Regions from separate parts of the Homo sapiens genome. Here region 1 is linked to region 2. A link is an interaction called in ENCODE POLR2A ChIA-PET data of the cell type or tissue named here. Cell type or tissue: OCI-LY7. All regions are shown on one strand. Each heading gives the region's core, and the rest is flanking DNA. Links, peaks and the distances in the headings are about the cores only.

What was found. ChIA-PET counts read pairs that join two places held together with the same protein. Peaks named below come from ENCODE experiments on the same cell type or tissue, not always from the same donor. Only the 100,000 strongest peaks of a DNase experiment are listed, where the experiment ranks them.
Region 1: POLR2A ChIA-PET joins it to region 2 with 6 read pairs; 6 of 35 experiments call an interaction of 5 or more read pairs at or near these places.

What each region holds. Positions count from the first base shown.
Region 1 is chr1:167,224,160-167,233,262 of GRCh38, forward strand. The region is part of intron 1 of POU2F1 (POU class 2 homeobox 1); the gene reads left to right. Among named protein-coding and RNA genes, the nearest start is that of POU2F1, 7.8 kb to the left of the region's middle. In OCI-LY7, for the core only: a CTCF peak has its summit at 1,910; no DNase peak of the experiment used is centred there.
Region 2 is chr1:167,323,585-167,332,687 of GRCh38, forward strand. POU2F1 (POU class 2 homeobox 1) reads left to right here. Exons shown (of 16, transcript NM_002697.4): 2 at 8,886-8,951. Among named protein-coding and RNA genes, the nearest start is that of POU2F1, 110 kb to the left of the region's middle. RefSeq lists an enhancer at 4,133-6,225. In OCI-LY7, for the core only: no CTCF peak of the experiment used is centred there; DNase peaks (open chromatin) are centred at 4,887, 5,367, 5,797, 7,517 and 1 weaker place; H3K4me3 peaks cover 5,169 bases; H3K27ac peaks cover 5,736 bases.

The DNA.
Region 1 (9,103 bases), core at 462-8,461, 100 kb before region 2:
CTATTGTAAAAATTCATTTCCTCAAAATTCTCAAATGGAGTATTTGGGTTTTAGATAGATAGTCATAGAAGTGACCCATATAAATGTTTGTTGTGATCCCCCAGACTTTTATAAGAAACTGTGTTTCTTAATCAGAGCATGGCTTAGGCTAATGGAGAGACCATTTGCCTTAGAATCCATTTCAGTGAATAAAGCAGAGTTGAGAATGAGGGCTGTGTATTCTTTAAGGTGGAAATGATAATGTTGAAAATAAGGTAGAATACTCACAGGAAAGCATGTGCTTTTAAAACAGATTTTTTAAAAAAAATTCAGAATTCTTTTTGGATTTATCTTAGTCTGGACAAGTTTGTTCATTTTGTTTTGATTAGTGATTTTAAAATTGTTCCATTGCAACAGTGATTGCACTTAGAATTTTTGACATATTAATAGATTTTCTTGTAAGACATTTCTCATATTTTTAATTATTAGTTTATTTTAAGGTGATGATTAAAATTCCCTGAGAATGTGATAAAATTGCTTTATTTCTAACCTGAATTTGTGATCCAATTTTGATAGAGTATTTTAGGTTACTTTTGAACCCACATGAGTTTATAACCTGCCTGTCTCCTTTTGCATCTGTCAAGTAGTTTCCTGCGTATTTCTAGGAAATCCATTGTCACTGTCTTCTTTTTTTTTTTTTTTTTTTTCCAGACAGAGTCTTGCTCTGTCTCCCAGGCTGGAGTGCGTTGGTGCGATCTCGGCTCACTGCAACCTCTGCCTCGTGGGTTCCAGTGATTCTCCTGCCTCAGCCTCCTTAGTAGCTGGGACTACAGGCATGCGCCATGACGCCCGGCTAATTTTTGTATTTTTTGTAGAGGCGGGGTTTCACCGTGTTGGCCAGGCTGGTCTCGAACTCCTGACCTCAAGGGATCCACCCGCCTCGGCTTTCCAAAGTGCTGGATTACAGGCGTGAGCCACCATGCCCAGCCCGTTGTCACTTTCTTAACTCTCCCACCTATTAATTACAATGATACTTTTGAATCAAGGTCTTGAAAATTCATGTGACAGCTGACCAACTGTTTTTGATTTCTAAAGGACTGTTCTGCTTCCAAACCATTACCGTAAAAGCAATTTTTAACCTCTTCCCTCAAATTAGTTTGTAATTCCTTTCATTTTGTCATTGTCAAAAATCCCAGTAGACAAGGAAAAAACAAACCGTAGCTATTATTCAGGTTCAAATGAATTCAGGTGTAGTGTTCTGCCATATTTTAAATTTACTATTCTCTACATCAATAGGTAGTATAAAGCAGTGTAAATAAAATATGTTTCATTGCTGCCTAGTTTGAAGTAATTGTCAATCTGCCATTCATCTGGTTAGTGGATTTTGCAATAAGTTCAGGGCTCAAAATGTTACGTTGCTCTTCTCAAGCCACCAAAGATGTTTAATAGACCCTTGAATATCTTAGGCAGGTGGTTCTGAAATAACAGAAGTGGAAATTTGAATGTTATCTTTAAGTATTTTCTATTAAAAATTGAAATATTTGACCTGCTTCTTGAATCTGTATTGCTTCATCTTGAATTTATTTGTGTTTTTTAAGTTGGTCACTCATTTTCATGAATGTTTCCTTTGTACTTGGAAGACTGTAATATTATGTAGTAGTGATTGCCTTGTTGTTATCGGTTATTTTTGTTTTGTTTTTTAATTTTGAAACCCCATAGTTGTAATCTTTGCATATTAGTCTTTCAAGCACCATTAAAAATAATGTTGTGTGACTCATTAATTTGCCTTTATATAATTGTGTTAATTACACAGTTTTTGTGATTAGTAAAGACTTGCTATGAAGCCTGATTTTAAGCAGGAATGTGTTTTTCCTAATGAAAGTGATTGCATTTGAATTTAGAACTATTCAGGTAATTTGCGTTTAGGGAACAGACCAAGTCACAAACAAAACATGCCCCCTTTTGGTTATCCATGTTCTTGTTTCTGATCCCTCCTTAAATGCTAAATGCCTGAGCAAATGTACTTACTATTTCTTGGGCGTTAGAGTTGAAAGTTGTTGATTTGATTCAGTGACATATCTGCTTTGAATTTCTGTACCCTTTCTGCATGAATTTTTTCCTTTTCCTTTTTTTGGGGTAACTTTGAGTCACCATTTTGCTTACTTCTTACTGTGTTGCTTAAAGGATGTAAATATCCTTTTGAGTGGTTGAAAGGGATAATAATTAAGGTTCACAGAGAATAGCAGTTTCCTTATGCATCTTTCGCTGGACATTTTTGTGCATTATTGACATTTCATAAGTAAAGAGAATTGAATAACTGTAGATTTTAATTCTTCTTAGGAATAAATTGGTTTGTTTTGTACCGAAGTATTTCTGTGTTCTAAACAGGTGATGAGCTCTTATAAACTGTTTCAGCAGTAATAACAATGGAAACAAAAATAGCCTGAGTAGAGCTATTGCCTGACTTACTTGATCCGTTTACAGTATGTTTAGAATTTGGAATATGAGAATTGTCTTGAGTTTCAGAAGTTCTGATTTGAAGATGCTCCTTGCATACAGTGCATGTGGTTATGGGGTTCTGTGTGTTTTTACTATGGGGTGTGAATTTTTTGAGCATTGGTATCTTTGTATACTCAGTGACTAATAGAGCTCTTTTGTTTTTGGGTTTTATTTATTTATTTATTTATTTCCAATTAAGCAAGCACTCAAGATTTCAGTGTTGCCTACATTTGCTGACAGGACTAGTAATTGAGCAAAAGAAGAATCAGCAAACCTCTAGATTTATCAGATTATCTTTTATTCATTTATTTTCTCTTATTTTTAATTTTTTTTAAGAGATGGGGTCTTGCTATGTTGCCTAGGCTAGTCTAAAACTCCTGGGCTTAAGCAGTCCTACTGTGGCCTCCCCAAGTGCTGGGACTACAGGCATGAGCTACCACACCTGGCCCAGATTTCTTTTAAACTGCTGGAACTCCTGGACATTTATCCGGAGAGGATACATTATACTAACTTTTTTTTAACAGCCAATGTTCACATTCCACAAAGCTAAGTGTTTGTAGTAGCTTTACTAAGTCTTCAATATTGAAAGTCATAGCAAGTGCAGTTTATCACATTATTTATTTCATAATTCTTTGTAACTTTATGCTTTTTATGTTGGAATATAGAAATGGTATATGAAATTAAATCAATAATAATAATTATTATGGCAGGTTTCCCCCCCTCTGTTGAACTTTCTCTTTGCAATAGAAGATATAAACAGGAATGGCTGGAAAATGAACAATATGCTGTGTGTTAAACGACTCATTTGTGCTTAAACATATGATTACCTTAATGGAGTTGCACTGATACCTTAAAGGGAATATATTTTTATATGGAAAAGTGACTTAGGTGTTTTCTTGTTTTAGTACACTTATTTTAGTGGTCTGCTTAATGAAAAATACAGCCTTTTTTGGCTGATTCATACTGCAGCAAGCAATATTATAATTAATGTTTTAAAGTAGTTACCATCCTAGTCTATAAAAGGTATCTGCTATGTACCTGGTCCTATGCCTGTAGTCTTTGGGAATAACAAGGAAATATGACTGCTGCGGAGGAGTTGGTATGTTTACTTAAGCAGGAAAAATTGAAAAACAGTGTATATAATTACATATTAAAATATGTAACAGATAATGAAGATTGGAGAATAGATCAGAGTGTGTCCAAGTTTGAAAGAGCCAGAGCATCCTAGAATATATTATAGCTGGAAGGTAATTTAGATATAATCTTTGCTAAAGGTTTTGCTTCACAGATGAGGAAATATTTTCACAATGGTTTAGTGACTTGCTCACAGTCACTTAACTATTCAGTAACAGATAAGAACACAAGACTTCTAACTTTCTCCCACCTCCCAGTCTCTCCTCCTGCCCCATTGCTGTCAGTCAGAGAAGGCTTTATGTAGAAGGCGAGACTTTTAAACCGAGCTTTAAAGGGCAAAAAGAATTTAGAGGAATGGGAATACAGAGAAGGCCATTGAAGGGGAGATTGTGTTCAACATTGTGATGTATAGGTAAAGAATGAGGAAGCATTTGTTCTATCTGCAGGAAAGCTGTTGGAGGATTTTGAAATAGGGACTGATGTGATAAAAATGGTGTGTTAGGAGTAATGTGGTGTGCAGGATGGTTTGAAATAGGAAGGGAGAGATTAGATCCATAGAAACCAGTGTATAGAGGTATTTGGTTTATTAACTAATTACTGTAGGTGCTACTAGAGATACAAACATAATTTAAAAATTACTTGACCTCAAGAGACTTCCAGTCTAATTTATGAAATAGATAAGTCGTGATAAAGGTGTTGAGGATATTGTCCAATTACATTACATGGAATAAGGACGTTTGGGAGAAATTCTTACCTGGCCTTTACAGTAGAAACTATTTGTTTTTAGTCTTATGGACACTGAATTGTCTAATTGACTTAGTTTCCTTTTCAAATCAAACTACAGTTTGATTTGGTCAAATTTAGGTCAGATTATTAACCTGAGAAGCACATGCATAGGCAATTACGTTTGCATTTCTTAGCCTGATTAGTAGATCAATTTTTTGTCCATGCATTTGTTTTGTATTTCTTGTATTGCTTCCATCTTTAAACTCTTTTTATCTTGTTTTATGTGGGCCACCTTACATCCTTTCTGGAGCAAGGCAGGTATAAATAATATTACCATAACCATGGCACAGTGATAATGTCTGTATTTTTATAGTACTTTAAAATTTATAGCCACATTCTCATTTTCATTACCTCAGTTAGTCCTTTCAGGCAAGCGTTACTATACCCATTTTATAGTCGAGTAAAATAAAACTTAGATTAAGTGACTTTCTCAAGGTCCTGTGTTTTTATAAGCATTAAGTGTGGGTAATAGCAAGACTTCCAGCTTAGTTGTTATTTAGGCTGTGTATTAAGGCACTTTGGGGCTCTATTGTGGAGAGCTCTGAATCCTTTGTGTTGGTGTAAGAGTTTGGATTTTATTTGCTAGGCAGTAGGAAGTCACTGAATTTTTTTTTTTTAATTTTTTTTTGTTATGGACAGTGCCATGATCAGAGCCCTTAAAGTTTAGCAGCTAATTAGATGCAAAGAGATTATCAAGGTTTTGAGTTTAGGTTATCCAGAAAAGAGCATTACCATAAGCAGATGTAGGGATGTTGGGAAAAGGAGCCATTTGGGGAGTAAGTCAGTGAATTCACTTTGACATGTCATTTGAGACATGTTTGGGTGGGTCTTATTGGGTTGTAGATTCCTTGTGAAAATTGAAAATTTTTTAGTGAATTAAATGTTTGATAAACATTAATACTAGGGTTGAAATTTATGCTCATGCCACTGTGCGTGTGGACTGAGTATTGAATCTGAACGTTGTAAATTCTAGATATCTCATTTTGGCTTTGGCACTGTCTTCTAAGGTTATTTCCTTCAACAATACGATGGTGATAATACCAGTGTTAGAGGGATGCTGTGGGGAGTATCAAATTGATAGCAGAAGCATTTTTAAAGTAACTCTGTAATAGTTTTTCTTACATGAGCACAGGAGTAAAATCAGGAATTTTATTACTTGTGCTGCTGTAGAGAAGCAGAAGCTTTAGCAGCCGATGGATTCTGTGGGGCACCTGACTGTAGGTTGTTCATTTTTTGGTGCAGCCAGCATCTTAGGAGGAATGGACACTCCTAATACTCTTCTGAAAACTTTATACAGTGGAGGTGTTGCATTGTAGCAAATACAACTTACCTTGATTTCAGGGCATTCTGTTATCTAGCCCCTACCCTTGCCTATGCATTATTATCTTTACTACTTCCTTAAATAGCATGACTCAACAATTCCATCAAGGAAGTTCCCTTATTGTCCATTTCTACCACAAATACAGCATATTATCAGATTTTAATTTTTAAAGAAATTTCCCTAAAATTTGAAGATCTATCTTGGGAGGATGGCTATAATTTATCCTGAGACTTACCTGAGCCTTTCTCCCATTACCATCCTTGCAACACCAATCCCAGTTTGAGACACATGACCTGAATGTGTACCCAGTGTTTTGGTCAAGCCAGTGTGTTTGGGACGTTGTGTGAGAACCTTTACTCACACTTTTTCCTCCATTGGAAGGCCATGGTGTATGGTATGGTAGAGTGAAAAAAGGTACTGGGGGGTTCAGAGACCTGGCTTCTCTGTCACTAATTAGCTTAGTAACTTTAGGACAAGTTACTTCACCATGGATTTTTTTTTTAATTGCATTTGTAAAATAAGGGATTTCAAACTTTTAAAAGCCTTTGGTGTTCTTTTTTAAAGGCAAAAGTGGAGCTGTTCTGATTAAAATTGGATATTGGAGCAAGAAAAGCATTTTCCTCCTCCTTTCCACAGTAGCTTTTGAGGCACTTTCACAGGGTCCTTAGGACTTCTGCTGGTCATGACTTGAAAACTTTTGTCCTTATTTATCTTAAGGGACCTGTCTGTCCATTTCTTTATCTCCACAAATAGCCATCTGTCAAATCTGAGCTCCTGTCATACTTTCTCTGAAATTAGCACTTAATTTGTGTTCAGTTACCCAATTCAGCACTTCATTATACACAGTCCTATTTTCTTCTCTAATTGATTATGTAAGTAAATCTTGTCCTAAGAGCCTTGAGTGCAGGAACATACTGGTAGGGACAGAGTAGGCCTAGACATTTAACAAATAATGAATGCTTGGTTGATGGACTTAGTGGTTCTCAATCTTTGTCACCATGGGGTGACCCATGGAACTTTTTCAACATAAGAAGGCCCAACTTCTAATACAGTAGAGGTCTGAAAATCCATACTTTAAAAAAGCTCTACAGGTGATTTGATAACATTAAATGATTACTTGTTGCACTTCAAGATTATTTATTGCTTAGCATACCTTGAATAATGGTTTTCAGTTAATGCACCAGAAAGGCCCTATACTGGAAAGACAGACTGAGAATTAGGAGACTTGGATCCTTATTCTGCTTTTAGCATTAACGATAATAGCTTTCTGATCCTGAATAAATCACTAAATTTTTCCAACCCATAGGATTCTTATTGATAAAATTATGGGCTGAGCTAGGTGAATAGTTTTCATACTTTTTTTTTCCTTTTTAAACTGGAATTATTCAGAAACATCTTTTGGGTGAAGACCAGTAAATATAACATATATTTTTATCAGTTCGGCTTTCATCTGGGTACCTGAATATTTATTAAAAATATAGAACATGGTAAGCTTGGTCCTGTCCTAGTAGGAGAGCTAAATTGTATGCAGTAGGTAGTACTGAAGATGGGATTTAGACTTTAAACTTGAAACATCCTATTAGAATGCGAATGAACAAAGGTAGTAAGCTTATCAATAATTGTGGTACTCAGTGTGAATAAAAACTAGATTATGATGAACCAATATGGCCAGTCTTTCTGCATTCATTTAATTCAACAAATATTTATAGAGCTTCTGCTCCTTGTAATGTACTGAGCACTGGTGGTAGAGTAATGAATAAGATAACATCTCTGCCCTCTCAAAATGTATATTGGTCAGTTGGGGAAATCATATGTTAAATAATACTGGTTGTAGTTTAATGAGTAGAATACGAGAGATTTGAAGTACCCCAGGAGCATAAGGTGGGGACTGCTAATCTGGACAAGAGGATTTGGGAAGGGGCTCTCTGAGGATATCATGTTTACAATGAGATGTGAAAGATGAATAGGAATTAATCAGTTCAAGAACTGGGAGTGAGAAGTGGAATTGAAAATGTTCTGAGCAAAGGGAACACTATGCAGACATCTCAGACATCCCTCATTATACACAGGGGCATACCACAAGGGGATTGGTTCCAGGATTCCCTACTCGTGTGCCCTCCTCCCCCAACACACACACACCAATATCAAAATCTGCACATGCCTCAGTCCTGCAGCAGGCCCTGTGGAACCCGAGTATGTGAAAAGTGTGCCTGGCCCCTGGGCCTCAGAGCCCCTGTGACTATGAGCTGTTTGCATCCCGTGAATTCTGTATTTTTAATTTGCATGTGATTGAAAAAACCTGATTTAAGTGGACCCACACAGTTCATACCCATTTTGTTCGAGGGTCAGCTGTACAATCACGTACCGCATAATGACTTCTCAGTCTATGGACCAGTATACAATGGCAGTCCCATAAGATTATAACAGAACTGAAACATTCCTATCTCCTAGTGACATTGTAATGATCCTGACCCTGTGTGGGCCTAGGCTGATGTCTGTGTTTGTGTCTTAGTTGTTAACAAAAACATTTAAAAGGTAAAAATTTAAAAAATTTAAATAGATAAGAGCTTATAGAATAAGGATATAAAGAAAAATTTTTTGTATAGCTGTACAGTGTGTTTGAAACTGTTATTACAAGAGTCAAAAAGTTTTTAACATTTTAAAGCTTATAAAGTTACAGTAGGCCCAGCGTGATGGCTCATGCCTGTAATCCCAGCACTTTGGGAAGCCGAGGTGGGCAGATCACCTGAGGTCAGGAGTTCGAGACCAGCCTGGCCAATAGGGTGAAACCCCATCTCTACTAAAGATACAAAAATTAGCTGGGTGTGGTGGCACACGCCCATAATCCCAGCTACTCGGGAGGCTGAGGCAGGAGAATCACTTGAACCCGTGAAGTGGAGGTTGCAGTGAGCTGAGATTGCGCCACTGCACTCCAGCCTGGGTGACAGAGTGTGAGACTCCATCTCAAAAAAAAAAAAAAAAGTTACAGTAAGCTAGTTAATTTATTATTGAACACAGACTTTTTCTCTTATAAATTTAGTGTAGCCTAAGTATATGGTGTTTTTAAAGTGTATAGTAGTGTACAGTAATGCTGTAGGCCTTCATATTCGCTCACTCGTCATTCATTGACTCACCCAAAGCAACTTCCAGTCTTGCAAGCCCATTCAGGTAAGTGCCCTCTACAGGTATACCATTTTTAAATCTTTTATACCATGTTTTTAACTATACTTTTTCTGTGTTTAAATATTTTTATTTTTTAATTTTTTTTTTTTTTTTAAGTAGGGTCTAGCTCTGTCACCCAGACTGGAGTGCAGTGGTGCAGTCACAGCTGACTGCAGCTTCTACCTTCCAGGGCTCAGATGAGCCTCCTACCTCAGCCTCCTG
Region 2 (9,103 bases), core at 568-8,567:
ATTCCATGGTATGTCTACCAGTTGAGTTGTAAAGTTATTAAGAACCATTTACTTGTTTGTGCTCCCAATACTGTTCATGCTAGTTGTACTAATTTTAATCACACTATTTATTTATTTATTTATTTACAGATGGAGTTTCTCTCTGTCACCCAGGCAGGAGTGCAGTCACGCGATCTCGGCTCAATGCAACCTCCGCCTCCTGGGTTCAAGCAATTCTCATGCCTCAGCCTACTGAGTAGTTGGGACTATAGGCGCATGCCATCACGCCTAGCTAATTTTTGCATTTTTAGTAGAGATAGGGTTTCACCATGTTGGCCAGGCTAATCTCGAACTCCAGAGCTCAGGTGATCCACCTACCTAGGACTCCCAAAGTGTTGGGATTACAGGCATTAGTCACCGCACCCAGCCTAATTACACAATTTAAATAACTATATAAACCAAGGAAAAGAATAGAAAAAGAAAGATGATGTTTCTGTGAAAATTAAGTTAAATGCTTTGGAAAGATTTGATAAAGGGTAATTACTAAAAAATACTGAATTAGATGTGTGCAAGAGAGCTATAAAATAGTAGGGATAAATTATTCTAAAAAAATAGAAAAGCATTATGGACTCAGATTGCCTCATGTGTCATATAATTCTTGCCCCACTTTTAAAGCAGTGTTTTTTAATCTATGAGACATGAAGTCAATTTAATAGGTTGAAGTCTAGAACACATCGCAATACATTTATACCTGGAAAGAAGCATTGTTCTATGGAACTTTTCTTGAGTTTTTAGTATTTAGTCTATACATATATGTACAATGTAAAATGTGACTTTCAGTGAAAAACGTAAAAATCTTTTGAGTTTTTTATCCAAACTCAAAAGGCTTTGGCCCAAAAAAATTGGTGAATGAATGTGTATTTATATGCTTTGGGTTAAAATACAATCATTATGTACTTGTGTTTATGATACTTAGGTTGACCATTTTGTTCAGCCAACCAACTACTGATCTCAGTCTCATGGGATAAGAATTTTTACATATTTTATTTTACTTGTCTTCCTCTCATGCCCTCCATATTGTGCCTGAGTCCCCAACCCCCACCATACCTCGGCTCTCTGTTTAGTAGCTATGTGACCCTAAGGGTCATTAACTAGGCCTCAGTTTACTTTTTATGAAGTAAGATTATCCTTCAGATTGCTTGTTATTTGGCAGTGCTTAATAGCCACGTTGATAAAGTACATGTCTTTCATGGTATCTGCCCATCTAGATTTTTAGTAAATGATAGACATTCCGTTAAGTTATTCTAAAAGATTTTTGGTGGGGGGAGGGGACACTGAGAGCCCCATAATGCAACCTTAGAGGGTATCATTTACATAGTCTGTGATGTAGTTGACAAGAATGGTGGCAGTGCCAATACCTATCACTTGATTCTGAGTCTCAAATTTTCAAGTCCTGGAATGTTGTTTCATATTTGGTGGGCATTAGTAAAATTATTTTAGTTTGTATGTGTGTGATGGGTTTGTTGGACTTTTTTTGTAAATAATTATTGATAATGCTTGAGGTACTAAGTATTTTTATTACAGAGAATTGAAATATCATTAAGTGTTTTCTGTAAGTAAGTTAATAGGACACTAAATTATTGGTAGATTGGAAAAGAGATGAAGGTTGGAAAGGATATTGGTGTACTGTTGAGATTGGCTGGGGTGAAACCAGTGGTGCTAAAAGATGCAGACACCCCCCATGATATAGAAAGGAGGTAACAGGCAATAATTGTTGAGTCAGACATTTCTGCTTGTTCAACTAGTTATATGGTCAGTACAGAATAGAGGGTACAAATGGCTATTCATATAGAACATGACCAGGCTGGATGTTAATGATTTAGTAAGGTAGAATATAGGCCGATCTCAGTTCACTCTCACATAAAAGGTGTGTTTTAAAACACTAGTTTGTGATTTAGTTGTCATTGCCCTCAATTTCATTTCTAATGATACCTACACTGGCCCATAAGATCATGAATATAAAAATATTTTAATACTAGTAGTGTCGGCTGGGCATGGTGGCTCATGCCTGTAATCCCAGCACTTTGGGAGGCCAAGGTGGGCGAATCACGAGGTCAGGAGTTCGAGACCAGCCTGGCCAACATGGTGAAACCCGTCTCTACTAAAAATACAAAAATTAGCCTGACTTGGTGGCAGGCGCCTGTAATCCCAGCTACTTGGGAGGCTGAGGCAGGAGAATCGCTTGAAACTAGAAGGCAGAGGTTGTAGCAAGCTGAGATTGTGCCACTGCACTCCAGCATGGGCAAAAGAGCAAACTCCATCTCAAAAAAAAAAAAAAAACTAGTAGTGTTAACCGTGAATTCTGGGTCCTGGAAGAGCGTTTGTCCCCTCTTTTAGAAAATAAAAAAAGGCTACATTTTAGGCGTAATTGTGAAATACATGAGTTTGAATTTGCCCTTTCAGCTCCTTTTTATACTTCCATATGTTACTACTATTTCCTATTATTACTACCTTCTATGAACCCTTTGCCCACATTACCCCACCCCCAATCCAGGTCCTCTAAACATCAGTTATTTTATCATTTATTGGCCTCTTCTCTAGTAGAAACAACCATTGCCTTACAATCAACTCCTCAACTAGGTGTTAAATGAAAGCAGTGGGATTGGATTAATTCATGCTCAAGTGTGAATGACTGACAATCCCACAAACCTCTCAAAAATGATTTTCCTTTGTACAACGGGTGTTCTTTCTAGGTTAAGTTTTAGTCTAATTGATTCTTTGCTATTATTTCAGACAGATGACCAAGTGAAATGGACATTTGAACTTTGTGGGAAAAGCTGTCATTTTCTTCTTTTGGACATAAATGTGCCATGGTTGGGGAGTACAGGCAAGAGACGGTGACAGTCCCTCTCCCAATCCATCTGTAGAGGCTTGGACAAACTCCTGGTATTTAAACTTCCCCTCTAAAATTAGTAGGGTACCTAGGTCAAGGGTGGTAGAAAGGGACTTTTCTTGCCTTTCCTTCCCACTGTAGCAATGTGAGCTTTTTTTTCTGGGTGAGCTTTGCAGTAGAGGGGAAGCGGGGGGTCCCACTCTAGATAGTAGCCTGTGTGGGCTGGTAAACTATAGCCTCCCTGCTACAGGTCTTGTGGGACTCCCTTAGCCTGAGGAGGAGGCTCTTTCACTAGGAAGGTGCTGCTCCTGTTGGGTACAGACACACTCCTTTGTTAGCAATGATTGTCTGGCTGCAAGTCATCCTTAGCTAATATATGAAAGACCACACTCACAGTAGAAAGGTAGTTTAGAGATGTTATTACATAAAGTAGAAAAGGGCAGATGGTAAGTTGCAGAAATATCCCATAATAAATGCAAATAATAAATTTTAAATTTCGTAAAGGCGGAAGAGGAGGGAAATAAACATTTATTGATATCTACTGTAATCTAGTCACATTCATCATTGCTTTTCATCTTTTCTCACCAAGGAGAATTTGTATAATCCAACATATTCTACCTTAAAAACTCATTTGAAATTTGTGTTCTCTTCTATAATGTATTCTTATTTTAATACAAAGTGGTGTGAAATATTAAATAAGATTGATGCTTTCAAAAGATGGACATGTTTATCCAGTGACTTGATGTCTGCCCTGGCACAACTGCATCACATTCCTCCAGTCCACGCTCTTGTCTGAGAAGCATGAAAGCATTTATCTCACAATAACCTCATGAAAGGGATATCATCATTTTATAGGTGATAAAATTAAGGCTCGAAGAAGGAAGGAACTTAAACAGGTATTACAGGTATTAAATGGCTGTGTTAAGTTTCTCCCCCAAAGTCTCTCCTCATAAGCATTTTGTGATTCAGTAAAACAGAAAAACTGGTAATGCAGAGTGCTGATCCAAAAGTTTAAGGTTTTTGGTCCTCTACTGACTTGCAAGGGAATCTTTTTAAAGGCCCCTTGTTAAAATCTGTCTTTCATTTCCTGAAGACTAGTTCTAAATAAAAACAGTTATTAATGGGCTGACACCTTTCAGAACTCTCCTCAAATCTAGTGCACTCTTCTGTGTATCTGTACACACCTGACTTTTAAACACAATGTCTTTGCTGCCGTTTACTGGTTTCTTCACTACACGGAAAACAAACCATTCAGTCTGCTGCTTTACCACCTCTCAGCAATTCCCTACGTGTTTAACTCATCCATAATGCATAGGAATAGCCAAGAGCACAGATTCTGATATCAGAAAATTCTAGTTTTAAATCCTGATTCCGAATTACTAGTGTGACATTGGATAAAGTGTTTTAGTTCTCTGTGCCTCAGTTTCCTTACTTTAATAATATATAAGGAAAGAAAGGGGTAATAATGCTTATTACTCCATGGAGATTTTATAAATCTCCTGAATTGTCTGTGATGATTAGGCTGTTGTCATTGTAATGCCTAAAAAATTTTGGGTTGATGACTTACCTTGTAAATATACTTTAAATTGAATAAACATATAGTTTAGTAAGGATTATATATATGTATGTATGTTCATTAAGTGAAATATACTTGAGAATACCAAGTAATTCCACAATTTACATGGCCCACCCTTTGACAATAGAGATTCTAAGTAACAAACTGTCTTCTTTCTACTTGAGATTTATTTTCATGGGGGAAGGATACTGCATAATATGTAGCATTCAACTAATCTATTCTGTTAATTTGGTAATATAAAAAGATTTGTAGATAATGAATTTCTATACTCTTTAAGATACTTTATACACCTTGCACTGCTTCTGGGTTTACTGTTGCCTCGTTTTAAAGTGGGACTTTCTCTTGACGGAAGTGTGTTAAGAATTGGAAAATTCCCTATCAGTAGACTAGCACCATCTTGACAGCCTTGTGTTCTGCTTCTACCTTGCTAATTGTTTCCTTGGGATTATTTGGATTGTGTAGAAAGCTTTTTGCAAATCCTCTTATTACTGAAGTCATTGTTGCCAGCAGGAATAAGATTAAAGGTGCTTAAGTCTGTAGGGTTGTTTCTAATTTGTACGTGTCATTTCAGTGGCATTTTAACAGAACTCTGTCTCCTGTACCTCCCTTCTCCCTTGGTACTATCTCCAGTTAGGTCCAAGAAGCCAGGCCATTGGAAGAAGTCTCATTTTATCCTCCTAATTATTATGCTGGCACTCAGGAGATAATTTTTCCCTTCATGCACTGCCAATTAATATGCAAATAGCCTGATAAATATTTATGCAACGATTTAAATTATGCAGGGAGTGCTTTCAGTATATTCTGTAAATGAATTGTTCATGGACTTCAAAGTGCTGGCTGCTGTGCTAACGAGGAGAGATTTGCATAAGGCCCTAATCACGCGCATACTGATTAAGCTTCATTATGGAAACTGCCAGCTGCAATCTTTGTTTCTATTTTATTACAAAAAGAGGAACTTTTTCATGCTTCAGTTGCCTTGACAATGTCAGTCCTAGCTGGTAGGAGAGACTAAAACTCCTCTGAGCAACTGAAGTTTCCTTATTCAGTTGAAGATTGCTATGGTGTAACAGAAGTTGTATTTTGCTTTTCCCCTTAATCCACTTTCCACCCTACGCAACCCCCCTCTTTTCGCTTAAGAACATACTGTAGATTTGTTAGAAATAGTAGTACCTTCTTTCCCCACCCCAAACTGCTACCTGTTTCTTCCTTGTTTGGACTCTCTGCTCCTCTAGAAGATTTCACAGCAATGCTGGACTGCAGTGACTATGTTCTAGGTGGGTACCAGCACAGTTCTTTTCTTAGAAGCTTTAATATGGAAATAGAGTGTGTCGGGTTGACTATGCATAAATGCTTAATCGCATATGCAGCCTGTGGCGGGGGAGGGGGAGAGTTGGACTGAGCAGGGAAGGAGGAAAGCATTTGCAAAGCACAAGCTTACTTGAATTTGCAGTAGGTCCCTCCCTGTGACTAGCTCTTCTGATTCAGAGGGTATCGTTAGTAAATACAGTTAATTTAGAGTTCAGCTCGAATGAATATTTTTGCTTTTTGGAAATTCCTATTGAGAACATTTCATGTAGTTATAAAAACATCTTAAATCTGAAACAAGGCATAGAACTGTACATATATAATATATACATATTAATAAAAATGTTTTTCATACCTAATGAGAACGTCTTATACAAAAACCAAAATGCTCAGTGAAAAATAAGGTTGAGTCACAATGCAGAATAGTTTTTATAAATGTTAATAAAGAGGGTAATTGTACTGGTTGCTGCAACAGATCTGTTGATCGATTTCCAGATTTTAGAAACTATTAACTTTTCAAATTTTTGCTAGGATTAGTCCTCTTTTTAATTTTTTTAAAATCAACTATATACTCTAGATAACTACAACTTTAAATGTTGGAAAACCTTTTTAGAGTTTTCTCTGTAGAACAGCAAGCCTTTTGGAGTGGAAGATGTCCAGCTTAAATTTGTTAAAACCATCTTTGGTGATGAAGATTTCAAATAAATCAAGGCACTTTGATTTTTAGATATATGGTGGCTAATGGTGGTCATATTTTGTGTGGAGTTATGTCTGTTTATATGCAGAATTATTGAGACTTTTTTAGTTACTCTAGTCACCTGGAAAGTTAAATGATATGAACTCCGGGACTTGGATATCTTACATTTAAAACTTTTGCAAATGACTTTTTTCCTATATTGTCATTTTCTGCACTTGAAAATTAAAGCTGCTCCTGTCACCTTCATAGTTGCCAAAGATAAAGTAAAATGATACTTCTGAAAACGTTTGAATTCTTATGCATAAGGCATGGCCTAAACCCAGGGTAGCAGTATCTGCCCAGCACAGTAAAAGCCACTATGTAAAGAGTGAATGACAGAAACAACAAATTTATGTCAGGAATTCAATCTTGTATTTACTCTTTGACATTTACTTAGTTAACAATTCAAAAAAAGGAAAGAAAAATACCTTTTTGGAATATTTTTAACACATCATTTTAGAAGTAGAAATTACATCTCTTACTTTCAGTTAATAGTAAGTATTATTTAAACAGTCTTCCCATTGTGCAATTTTATTTTTGTGTGTATGTGAAGTAATGTTTTATTTTTGTGTGTATGTGAGATAATTTTGTTAAATGCTTTTGAAGCTCTTGACAGTTCAGTAGAAGAATCTGAGATGATTCACTTAAAATACCTGTGACATAGTCTTTATAGATGGGAAAATTAGAATATGAATTGTACAAAGTCAGGCTCATGACTTGTTAAGAATTATGCTTATTTCTGCGGTGCCCACATATGTGAGAAAACTGTTACTCTTTTTATGAATGTTAACTGATTGATCATTTTTTCCACTTTCCTTTAAAATTCATTTAAAGGAAGCATGGAGCAGTATGTATGCTAATGGTATATTCTATTACATTTGTTGTGATCTCTGTTGACTTTCATGAGATTTTGGTTGTCATTCAGAAAGCTGATTTTTCACTAAGTTGTACACCTGTTCCTTTCAAACCTTAGTATGCTTTCAGATGATATTTAAATTTCTCTGGACAGTGAGAAGAAGGAAGTTGTAGAACTGCCCTCATTTATGACCACAAACATATGAATTTTAACCCTTTGAACATTAGAAGACCAAACCAAAGTTATGACAGAACTGCCTAAGCCCATAAGACAAGCATCAGTTACAGAAACTTTTACTGTATTGGAAAAGCTATTACACATCTTCTTGTTGGAAATGAAACTTATAAAAGAAAGACTCCTGATTTTTTTTCTCATCTGTTATGCATGGGGATAATTCGACTGTAAAGAACATGGTTGAGAATTCTGTCTAGTGATTGTTTTGATTTTCTAGTTAGATGTTTAAGCAGATGAAAAAATGTGCTCTTTGGTCAAAAACAGTATAGTTTAAATATTTGTTCTCTGTTAATAACTAAAGTTAAATGGTTCTTAACTTATTTAACCACTAAATAAGTTAATGTGGGTAAAGGCAGAACTTATTTGACAGTAAACTTGTTTGATCATAAATATTCTAAGTTTGAGTTTACAGTAGTAGAATAAGAGATATATTTATGTATATTCCGTTTCTTACCCTTTCAAAGACTTAGAAGAAAAGCAGAGTTCTTGTCTCTTCTCTTAATGTATTTTCTGGGATACCTAATATTGCTTGATGAAAACATTTTACTGTGGAAATAAACCTTCATTAAGTAGATAACCCAGAAATGATAAACTCAAATTAGCAGTTTCATTTAGGATATTGAGGTAGTATTACTTTAAGTGGGTGTGGTTGTAATGCAGTTTTGAAATTATTAGCTATATCTGTTATGCCTTACGGTACAACTTCTTGTGCTGGTTTATAGTTGAGGTATGAATTTAATATGTTCTCACTTTGACTTGTTTAGTTTGGTTGGGGAGGGGAGTAAATTTAGAGATAATTTACCTTAGACGTGTTTTCTTTTAGTTCATAGGTTGAGTTACTGTCCCATCTTTTATCAAGATTACCAGTGGGTTGTTTTGGTTATAATGAATGAATATCATTGCATATAGAAAAAGATACTTTATTTGGGAATAACATTTTATTATGTGAGGTGCTTCCCCCCTTTCCAGTTTTACTTCATGTTAAAAGCATTTATTCCTTTTACATATCAGGCTTTCTAATTTTCTTCAGGTTACAGTTCTGCTGTCTTTCTTTAAAGAATCTTAAAATTATTTAAAAAGACAGTTTATTTGTGAATCCCTTCAGGGTCTGGGGAATTTTGAATTTCTTCCAGATAACCTTTTATTATAATTTCTAGTATTTTAGCCAGACATGTATACACTGGGTCTTCTTAAACTATATGACTATAACATTAGTTAACCCTTTTCTCTGCCACAGTTTTGCCTCCTCAATCCCATCTCCATCCCCAGTTTTTTAAAAACCTTATTCTCCTCTGATTTATTGCAGACTCAAGAATGAACAATCCGTCAGAAACCAGTAAACCATCTATGGAGAGTGGAGATGGCAACACAGGTAAGAGTTTTCTGATCTAGCTTTTTAATTAACTCTAGTAGAGCACAAAGAAGAAAGTTTCCATGTAACTAGGACTTGTATTTGGCAAATACAGACCAATTTGAGTATTGAGTTGTCAAATATGATTCAGTCCTTTAGGAACTGGGAGGGAT